Regions from separate parts of the Homo sapiens genome. Here region 1 is linked to region 2. Evidence: chromatin contacts called from ENCODE Hi-C data. All regions are on one chromosome and are shown on one strand. The core of a region is the stretch at or near the end of the contact, and the rest is flanking DNA. Distances in the headings are between cores, read along the strand shown.

What was found. A loop is a pair of places that touch in the nucleus more often than their neighbours do. Pooled maps may share reads with other maps.
Region 1: a map with no recorded cell type shows a loop between it and region 2 (10-fold over the local background). The contact joins two enhancer-like sites. A Hi-C loop is called at or near these places in 2 of 37 single-sample maps with no recorded cell type and 7 of 50 pooled maps.

What each region holds. Positions count from the first base shown.
Region 1 is chr9:89,995,552-90,002,638 of GRCh38, forward strand. No RefSeq gene overlaps it. Among named protein-coding and RNA genes, the nearest start is that of MIR4290, 24 kb to the right of the region's middle. RefSeq lists enhancers at 3,924-4,093, 4,134-4,203, 4,214-4,263, 4,314-4,403. Within about 2 kb of position 4,305, at least 31 of the 41 ENCODE cell types and tissues checked have a DNase peak (open chromatin) inside an H3K27ac peak, as active enhancers do.
Region 2 is chr9:89,463,446-89,467,189 of GRCh38, forward strand. The region is part of intron 1 of SEMA4D (semaphorin 4D); the gene reads right to left. Among named protein-coding and RNA genes, the nearest start is that of SEMA4D, 33 kb to the right of the region's middle. RefSeq lists a silencer at 372-441 and enhancers at 952-1,011, 2,200-2,896, 2,897-3,592. Within about 2 kb of position 1,251, at least 8 of the 41 ENCODE cell types and tissues checked have a DNase peak (open chromatin) inside an H3K27ac peak, as active enhancers do.

The DNA of each region.
Region 1 (7,087 bases), core at 3,055-5,554, 540 kb after region 2:
ACTGCGGCTGTGCCTCCGTACCCCCGCTGTCAGTGACCGCCTCACCCTTCAGGATGGCCCCGTAGACTCACACACTACTGCTCCATTCTGCTTTGGTCTTGATGTTTTTGTTCTGTGTTTCATTTTCAGTGTCTTTGGCTGCTCTTGGGGTCTCCTCTTTCCCTCAGGCAGGGGCCGAAGGGCAGGCAGGGGGGTGTTGGGCCCAAGGGGGCCAGCTGGTGAGGACAGCCCCGCCTGCCCTGGTGGTCTCGCCTCTCCTCAGTGGGCTCATCACATTCACAGAGGTTCTTCGTGCCTCCCTCACTTTGTTGCCACAACAAGAAAGATTTCACTCCGTCTCTATTTTAAAGAGAGCTGGAGACATCAAGTGGCTGGCTGTGGTCACCCAGCCCCAACCCTGGGTCTCATTGGTGTAGGACCCCGTGTTTATCTTCCTGTCATTTCATCTTCCCCCTACTCCCGCCAACACCTTCTATTTAATCTTTCCCCCAGCTCTTCCTCCTTCTTGCACAACTGAGGTGCCTGTGAGGGGCTGGATGTGGGAGGTGGGTGACACCTCAAACAGTAATTTCCAGAAGCATTTTAGATGCAACCTCGGAGTCTTCAAAGGAGCACTGGGCAATTTTGCTTGGAGAGGGGGTGGAGGCGGGTAAAGGATCTCTGTATTTTCATCCCCTGGAACTGGCTGGAACTGGCTGGAACTGGCTGCCTGTTGGATGTCCCTGGAGGTGTGGCATCCTTTGCATGTCAACATCAGGATTTGGCTCTTGTCTCTGCCCCGGGCCTGACTCCCTGCTGCCAATGCCTGTGGTCTGGATGCACTTGCTGCGAATTGCCCAGGTGGCAGTGGTGGAGCAGAGTCTGCTGGGAGACACAGCAGGAAACATACAGCATCATGGGGTCCCAGGTGTGACGGCTGGGCATGGTGTATTTGTGAGAAGAGGCTCCAGACCTGGGGTCTGGGCTCTGGAGATGTGGGTGGGGCACAGGTGGCAGGAAAAGGATGGGTGAGCCCAGGTCCACCTGGCCTATGGAGGTCTTAACTTCCTAGACCTATCCAAACCTCTCTGTAGTGATAAATGCCATGGAAATGTTCTGGGGACTGCCGGGGAGTGGGATGGGAGGGTGGAGGGGGCTGTCTTCCACAGCCAAGAAGGAGACATAGTAGAGACCCTTGGATTCAGGCTTAAAGAATAACTAGGGGCATTGGCCTTCTTAGAGAGGACACAGGACTTTGTCTGACTTTGCACTTGTCTGGTGTCATTGCAAGTGGCAATTCTCAATTCTCAGTTCTCCAGTTATCCGGCGCCACCTGGGTGTCCAACAAGTTCATGCCATGAACACTGGAGGTGAAGGGCTCTGTCCTATGACTCTGCCCCACAGCAGACACCAGCCACAAGGCCCAAGGGTCATCCGGCTGTGAAATCAGGGGCTCCTATGACCTTCTCCCAGGCTTAATCCCTTGCTAGAATGAGTCACAGAATGCAGGGCAGCACTCTACTTACAATTATGGTTTTGTTATGAAAGATAAACTCAGGAGTGGCCAAATGCAAGAGAAGCATAGGAGAAGGTATTGGGGAAACAAGTGTGGAGTTTCCCTGTCCTCTCAGTGCACAGCTCCCCACTTCATGTGGATGCTTCTACCACCCTGGAAGCTCCCCAAACCCCTTTGTTTGGGGATTTTGTGGAGGTTCCATGATGTAGGTGTGATTGATACATCATTAGCCATTAGTGACTGACTCAGTCTCCAGCTGCTCCCCCCCTCTCTGGGTTGGGGATGAAGTGGCATCATGGTTGGTCTTTTTGGCCACTAGCCGCCATCCTGAAACTGTCTAGAGTTCAGCCACCCACCATCTCATTAGCACACAGAAAACAGCAAACTCCCAGGGTTCCAGGAGCTGTGTGCCAGTCTGGGATGAAAAGAGATCAGGAGGTAGATGGATGAACAGGGGCATTTTCCTGATCTATCCCCAGCACCAGGCAGAGCCCCCTTGTTGTCCTCAAAAAACAGGCTGTGAAGGCAGAGGCAAGGCTCCTCGTGGGGTTCCAGGTGTGGAGGTGCTGCAGACCACCTGCAATTCCAAGGGGGCAGATGCTGCCAGGGACATAGATCGCCCAAGAAAACCTTGGGCTACTGTTGCCTGACTGAAGGACCCTGGGTGTGAGCAGGGCTCTGCTCAGAGGGCCTTGAGCCCTCTCAGGCCATCCCTGACCACATTGCAGCCTCCACTAGCCCCGCATCAGGTTCTGGCCCTGCCCAGAGCCACCTCCCTGTGGTGGGGATGAGACATCCCAACTTCTCTCAGACCTGGGAGGCCACCCAAGGTCTCAGGTTGGGAAGGCCGCCTTAAAAGATGCTTGGCTTCCAGTTCTTAATCTTAGAGGATTTGGGGGAGGAACCAACAGTGTATTGTGTGTAGTGTGGTGTGTGTGTGTTGTGTGGTGCATGCATATAAGTGTGGCATGTAAGTATATGTGTGCTTGGTATATGCATATGGATGGATGTATATTGTGTTTATGTATGGGACACCTGGTTTGTAATATTTGTCATTGTCTGTGGTATAAATCCTCCCATGACAGCCAATGGAAAGCTAATGCCATGTCACCAAAAACAGAGTTGGAAAGGGTGTGCAGAGCCACTACCTTAAGTACGATGACGTACATATATCACCAGACAGATAAACAGACACGCAGCCTAGAGAACACTGATAATAACACAATGTGGGGGTTATTATCTTGAATTTTAATATAATTTATTTTATTGCAAATCTATTCATTTTAATTTTTAATAATGGCTGTGTGTAACAACTGGTCCCGAAATTCACAGACATTTGGCAATCGACCCCATCAAGGGGGTACGGGTTGGCCTAGACCACCCTGGATTCCTTCTCCGGCTGCGTTCTGTGGCCAATGTACTGAGCCCTGCCGGCCTCCTTCCTCAAGAAGCTGGAAATCTGGTAGGAGCTGGAGATGGTTTCACTGGGGTCCCCAGGCTCACCACCCATGGGGCTGCAGAGGGAGTGGTGGAGATACACATGGAGGCCTCCTGGCTCTGGGAGTAGCTTCACACTCATACTCGGGGAATTGTTCTAATGGCTCAGGCTTGAGGCACCACATGCAGTTTTTTTTTTTAAAGTATGGTATTAATTTATACTTGTCTGTTGTTTATCCAATAAATGGCGTTCCAAATAGCAGGGCACTAGCCTGAACGGGAGAGGAGTGTGGATTCTGTTCTAAGCATGTTACAGCATCTGCTTTCATACTCATGCATATGCACACATGCATATATGTATATCCATGTCTACCTCAGGCGTGGGCACTTGCTGACTTATCAGGCATAGCCAAAGATAAAAGGCAACACTATGCTCCATGGAGGATGAATCTCACTTGGGTAATAAAATGACAAAGAAAACTAGAGAACTAATGGCCATAAGACTCAGCCCAGCTGTGCCCCAGGAGGGAGGAGAGATTTGGGAGTGGGGTTCTGTAGGGGGGTGGGAAGGCTCTAGAGTGGGTGCTGGGGGTTACAAGCATTTTTGCCTTATAGGACTTCATTAAACTTCATGTTTGCTTTATGCAGCTTCCTGTACTTGTGGGACATTTACTGTTAAATATATACTTTCATATATATGTGCAGATATACCTCAATATATATGTATATATATGTCTGTATGTGTGTGTTGTATGTACACACACATACACAGAGACATTACAGACATGTACTCACTCTCTTTCACCTGAGTTGGCAGAAAGTTTTGTTGCTGGGCCCTGCTGAGATAACCGGTTTGCCCAGTGGCTTGCTGGCCTTGCCAGGCTGTGCTGAGCTGTTCTGCGATGGCTGGCAGGCGCTGCCTGGGCTAGAACTGGTAGTAGAGCTCCAGGTTTTAAATGGACCTAGGGGGATCAGCCCAGGGTTCCATGCAGGTTTAGCAGGTAGGGTGTAGCAGGCCACAGCTCTGAGAAGGCTCTGACCTGGCAAATGCTCACGGACTTGAGGCCTGCCCTGCCTGACAGCGGCTCTGATTTCCTGACCTGTGCACAGGAGCTGGCTGAGGGGCAGCCCCTGCAGGCTTAGAGTTTTCTGGTGAAAAGTGTTGTGGCAAAAGGAGCTTGAGCTGGTCCCCCAGTACCTCTGGGCCATGTGGGGCCTTCCCCCTCCCGAGGAGAGGGGCATGACTGAGATGTGCCCTCTGCCCCAGGGAGGCACACACCAGGGCAGGGCTAGGAGACACTCAGCCTCAGTAGCCACTTTCCAGTCAAGGGCCTGGGGTCACAGAAACCTCAGGGCTCCTTCCTGTAAGTCGGGGTGGTTCTCAGCAGCAAGCTTTCACTTTCCATGCCTGGCTGGGACAGCTGGGTATTGAGACTGAAGAGACAGCCCACCTCTCCTTCTGCCCAGAAAGTGAAAATGCCTGAGAAGGCGCTGGGAGTGACTGGGGACAGCCAGATGAAGGTCCAGTTCTGGTGTCGGGTCCCTGAGGAGGGAGCTCTGTGGACTGGCTCCGTAGCACATGCTCCTGGGGCTTGCCTGGCACCGGTGCAGGGATCAAGGTCGGAGTCCACTGGCTGCTGGGAAGGCTGGCATTGGAGTTACACTAAGGCGCTGAGCAGCGTTAGGCACTCAAAATCTATTTTAAGCCTTGTGTAAACATGCATGAGGCGAAGTCTCCCTCTCCCTGCTGCTCCTGCAGAAAGAGCTGTCCTTTGCATTGCCAACTTCTCAGGGTTCTTGTGGAGGTTAAGCAAGTGCTGTTTTGATTTTTTTCTGGAGGTGAAGTGAATTATAGCCTTGTTGTTTTAATAAGTCACAATATTTACAAGTTCATTTCTTTGAACTGTGTGTGGGGGGTTATTTTGTCTGCAATTTTGAAGGTAAATAATTTTCTGCTGTTTCACTGTCGTTTCAGCCAGATATTTTTGTTTGGTTTGGTTTTCAAAAGGAGGAGAAGGGAACTAGCTTTTATGGAAGGTCTTTGCTCTGTCCTTACCAACGCGGGAGTTGTGCTTCCATTACCTTCTTTAATCATTTTCATAAGGATTTTTGTACAAATGATGAGGAATGACGGGTGGTTTTAAATTTGTTTTTCAGAAAGAAGTAATGCATGACTCTGATTTGCGGCTGCAGGATAAATCCGAACTATTTCAGGGAGATGTCATGGAGAGCTCATCTCTCAGCATCAAAGTTGCCTCTCCTGACTTTTGAATTTTAAGTGTTCTGTGTGGAAGAAAAATGGAGACAACAAATTTCTATGCATGGATTCAAAGAATCCTCGTAATATACAGACTACATTCTCCCCAGCTTTTTATCTCTATATATTCTTTTTGTTGAGTTTCAACCACATAGGGTTGAAATTCACCTTCCCACATTACATTTTTCATCAATAGTTGAAGACCTATGTATGTAAATATCAGGAACTATCAGAACTCCCTGCAACAGGAAACCTGACCCCCAACTCCCCCGAAATGCATCATGATAAACAGTCACTTGCCAAAATAACAAATCAGCTTCCTGGAACATGCTTGCTCAAAACCAGGAGAGGAGCTTAGAGACGTCAGCTTGACTTCTGCCTCGTACGCAGGAAGGGTGACCTTCAAAGATCAAACATCGTCCCAAATCTCCCTTCATCTTGTAGTACTCCTGCTTGTCGTAGCTCCTGTTACCATCAGGTACTGGGCCAACCATCCGTCATGTCAGAAGAGAGTTGGGGACAATCCCTGGATTATTTCACCTTTGCCCTGCTGGTATAGACAATGTGTGTTATGGCTGGGTGACTTGCTGACTTTTACTCTGAGCAACAGCTTTGTCAGAGTAAACTAAAACAGAGACTTCAGAGCATAATAAAATATGACATTTTTTCTGTATAGAACTAAAGACACGGGGGAGAGAGAACAACTTAATTAAAAAGACAGTGCCCTTTCAGTGTCTTTTTTTTTTTTTTTTTTTTTTTTTTTTTGAGATGGAGTCTTGCTCCGTCGCCAGGCTGGAGTGCAGTGGCGTGATCTGGGCTCACTGCAACCTCCACCTCCCGAGTTCAAGTGATTCTCCTGCCTCAGCCTCCCAAGTAGCTGGGACTACAGGCACGTGCCACCACACCCAGCTAATTTTTTTTGTATTTTTAGTAGAGACAGGGTTTTACCGTGTTGGCCAGGATGGTCTCGATCTCTTGACTTTGTGATCTGCCCTTCTCTGCCTCCCAAAGTGCTGGGATTACAGGCGTGAGAGTTTGTATTAATAAAATAAGAGGAACAATACCAAGGAGAGTGCTTTGTAAGGATGTCAAGGCTGCCTGTTCCCTGCTCTACACAGCATGTCTCTGACAAAGCAGAGGCCACAGAAAGGGGCACCTGGTGGAGGGCCCAGGCAGCAGAGCACAGGCCCTGCAATTCTGGATGCTGGGGTGTCATTTCATGTTTTGAATTAGCTGTGAGCCTGGGGGCTGCCGCCGGGATCATTTCCAGCAGGGCGGTACCATTTAGTTCCTTCTGACAAAAGGGCCACTGCCCAAGATTTTCCGCGTCTGCATTCAAGTGGCAGATGAGACACGGATAATAATACACACTCCAAATCTTTTCAGGAATTCACAGTCTCTGTTTGCAATGTTATCCTGAATTTGATCACGACATGCACAGAACTGGTTTGAAAATTATTTTCCAGAAGCAATTCTTTAATAAAACTTTTTCATCTGAAAAGCAATCTAGCCAAAATGTCAACAGAGGTAGATAGGATAAAAAATAATTACTCTGGATCCCAAGCCAAGATGAACATACAAGTATTACCAAAGATTTGGGTGTGATATCGACCCCTTGCCCCTCTCCAGCCCCCTTGATCCTGGGATCCCTGCCTGTCTCTGTGCTTGCAGGCTTCTCCCCGGCAGGGACAGAGAATGTGAAGTGCCTAAATGCTTAGTGATTTCATTCCAGGGCACTTTCCTATCATCCTGGTTACTGATGCCAGAGGAAAGCAGGAAGGGTTGGGGGTTGGGTTTGCAGCATCTGATGGAGATTGTGGTTTGCAGATTGTGAATTGCTGTTTTGTTCTACAAAAATAATGAACATGGTAACCATAGAAACCTAGTAGAAAGGTGTC
Region 2 (3,744 bases), core at 1-2,500:
TCTGTTCAGCAGGGCTACTTGGGGGCTTTTCATGATCAAGTCCCAGACTTGCTCTTTCTCATCCAGGTCATGACCAGCCCTTTTTCGCTGCTGCTTTTTCATTTTCGCAGCAGAGGTGGGGAGGTACAAAACTAATTAGCGTCAACCAGTCTCCAAAGTGTATTCACAACACAAGGTCTCTATGTTGTGTTTAAAGAACCAAATGGTGGGCCGGGCATGGTGGCTCACGCCTGTAATCCCAGCACTTTGGGAGGCTGAGGCGGGCATATCACGAGGTCAGGAGTTCAAGATCAGCCTGGCCAACATGGTGAAACCCCATCTCTACTAAAAATATAAAAATTAGCAGGGTGTGGCGGCGGGCACCTGTAATCCCAGCTACTTGGGAGGCTGAGGCAGGAGGCTTGCTTGAACCCAGGAGGTGGAGGTTGCGGTGAGCCGAGATTGCACCACTGCACTCCAGCCTGGGTGACAGAGCAAGACTCCGTCTCAGACAAAAAAAAAAAAAGAACCAAATCGTGCCAACTAGAGCCAAAGGCTTAACTTCAACCCTTGCAGTCATGGGGGCACTTTCTCCACTTTCCACCTTAGACACGTGCTTTTGGGGTTCTATGTGCTTTTCTTAAATTTCAGAATCAGAACACCAGTCAAAAATGGAGAGTGTGACTCACCTTCCCCCACCCCCAAGAAAACTGCCACAAAACCGCACTGTGAGCCTGTTTCTTCCTCTCTTCTCTCAGATGCACTACGCTCTCAGGGACCAAGGACACTTTGTTCTAATCATGTTGAAGATGTAAAACAAAAATACTTAATTGTAAATTGAATTATTTCACCAAGATGCTACCTGTGAGAAAAAAGGAATGGCTGGAAATCCTGCCTTCCGACCTGGGTTTCGGATGATTATAAACAGCTGGGGTGGGGCTGAGGACCTCAGGGGCAAGGCAGCCACAGTTGGGGGTGGGGGGCAACACATTACAAGTCCAGCAGCAGGGCGCAGCCAGGCTGCCTCTGGCCACCTCCCCAATGCCCAGGATCTGGACAGGAAAAGACAGGAGTTCATCAATAAGGAGAGACCCCTCAGATGTGGGGTGCAACACCCCAGCTAGGAAGGGCAGCAACAGGTCCTCTCCCTGCAAGATCATGGGAACAAAGAAGAGGACAGGGACACTGAGGACAGGGTTCAAAACCCACTGGTCTCCCCAGAGTGAAGCACCCCCAGGGGAAACTGACAGCAACTCAGGCAGTCACAGAGGTCAACCATCAGAGAGGTGAGTGCTAGACAAAAACCACATCCTCATTCTTTGGGTCCATTAGGAAATGGGCAGGGTTGCAGGGGTCCCCCGCCTCCTGGAGAGGGCTGGATAAGCCTGAGTTACCACGGGGTGTGGGGGGAGGGTGCGGAGAGCACCCCCAGGGCGAGGGTCCTGCTCTCTGCTCAGCCCACAGTGACATCTCTAATGCAAGCATATGCTGGCTCTAAATTATATTAGCTTGCTTGCTTTATTTGGATGCATCTCTGTTTTTGACACCATGTCCTCTCTATAGCTATAAACATCTCGCATGCTTTACAAAGCACTGAGCACACAATAATTAACCAATACTCACTGACCAACCTGTCAGGGGCAAAGAGGACCAGCCCAGGAAGGGGGCACATTTCCACATATCACCCAAGAGCCTCTCACGCTGGCTCAGACCCACAGACAAGACTGGGAAGATCCGCCCACAGAATGTTCCTCCTTGCCCTCCATGACCAGATTCTCACTTTAAAAAGAGCCCTTAGTCCGGTGCATCCCGCGGAGAACAGACAAGAGGGGCCTAAGTCCCCAGGAAACCAGCACCATCCATCCGGTGAGATTGCTGGCCACTCAGCCCAGGGGTGATGGCTGCTAACGGGTCACTTAAAAAAAATGACCATGCATTAAAAACATTATTAAATCATCACTCACAAGAGAACCAAGGAGGTGTCACAATCCCTTCAGAGGGGAAGTCAAAGAATCACAAAAAGACATGGAGTTGGCTGGGGGAATGGGGATGGATTGGGCCATGATGGATTGATAATTAGGGGGCTTCCTTTTGGGGTGCTGGAAATGTCTTGGAGCTAGAGGTTGCACAACATTGCAAATGTACTAACTGCCATGGAACTATTCACTTTAATATGATTAACTTTATGTTATGTGAATTTCACCTCAAGAAAAAAATAATACAGAGTAAAAGAATATTGACATGAATTTCCAACGGACACAATACCAGCCTTTTCCATGGGGAGTCAATTGTCTCTCCAGGAGGCTGAACCCATTTGCACGTCTAGGGACAAGGATTATTTGCATTGCCTTCGGATATCTATGACTTACAGAGCTGTACAAAGACAGGTGAGCCCTGGGTGGCCCCAGTGCTCCATTCAAAGGCTGCCTATGCCCAAGTCCAAGGTGGAATGAGGAGAAGATGGAGTCCACAGGTTTAGGAGGAAACCAGCTTTAGCCGATGGGAAGGTGATGCTGCAGAATAAGGTGTGTCTAGAGATGGTGTCAGGAGTGACTCCTGCATTTCTTGGAGGCAGGGGGGAAGGTGGGCTCACTGGAGCACTGGGGCTTGAGGAGATGGTCCACCATGTGACACAGTGAGAAGCCGAGGTGTCCAAGGCACCATGAAGGGGCAGGACCACACAGGGTGCACGCCAGGCAGTTTGCAGCCCTGGCCTGGCTAGGGGCTTCCGTAGCACAGTGCCGCAGCTCCTGGGGCACACACCAAGGGATCAGGCACACGAAATGCTCAATGACACACACAAACATAATTTCCCCTGACTTGTACAAAAAATAGGGTGATCACTCCGCTCTGAGTTCCCACGTAGTGATGCAGACTCATTTTCAGAAACGCCTTTTCTTTCTGCCAATCTGGAATTCTTTCTGGGCTCCTCGAACACCTCTAAGAATCCACAACCTTAGACAGAGGGCTGCCTGGGGCCTTTCCCTTCCGGCTTTCCCCAGGCATCCACACCTACAACACCTGGGACACGCTAACACTCACAGGCCAGGTGAACACATGCTTGACTGCTCTCCATATGTACCGAGGGCTGCCCATGACCTCTGTGAGTGACCTTTCTGTCTAGACCATACGCAGTGCATCATCGAGGGAGCACACAGCCCCCGTGTGCACAAGGTCATGCTCCAGAAGCATCACTCACCTGCATGTGCACACTCTCAAGGCACAGCCAACTCCACTTTTCCACTGCAATTAGTACACAGTAATTATTACCCAAACCCAGCACATGGAAACATGGTCTGCAGCCTACATGGACTGTGTTTCCAGTGAGTTGTCCTTGTGTGCAGCAGGGAGGCGGCTACCAGGTCACAAGCATTCACCTCGGAGTGCACATGACGATGACCAATACGAGCCTGATGTCATTATCGGAGCCTCCTTCAAGGATGCTGCTCCCTCCCCACAGTGGTCTTGTTACTCTATAACTAGAAGTTTCTGAGCCACCAGCTCCAGAATGCAAGGCCCAAAAAGGGCCCTGTTACTCTTTTACAAGCAACCAGAGCAGAAACGAAAATGTCACCAACCTCCCAGAAAGAAACTGAATTATTCATCTGCAGCATTCACAGCCCCATGTGTGAAGTTAACGGGGGTTGTCCCCCTTGTTGTTCAGGCTGAAAAGTTTCCATGACTAGATGTGGGCACTCCTGTCCCAGCTCGTGTATCATGCCTGCCTCCTTCCTGGTGGCCACACAAGGACATGGGTACACGGCC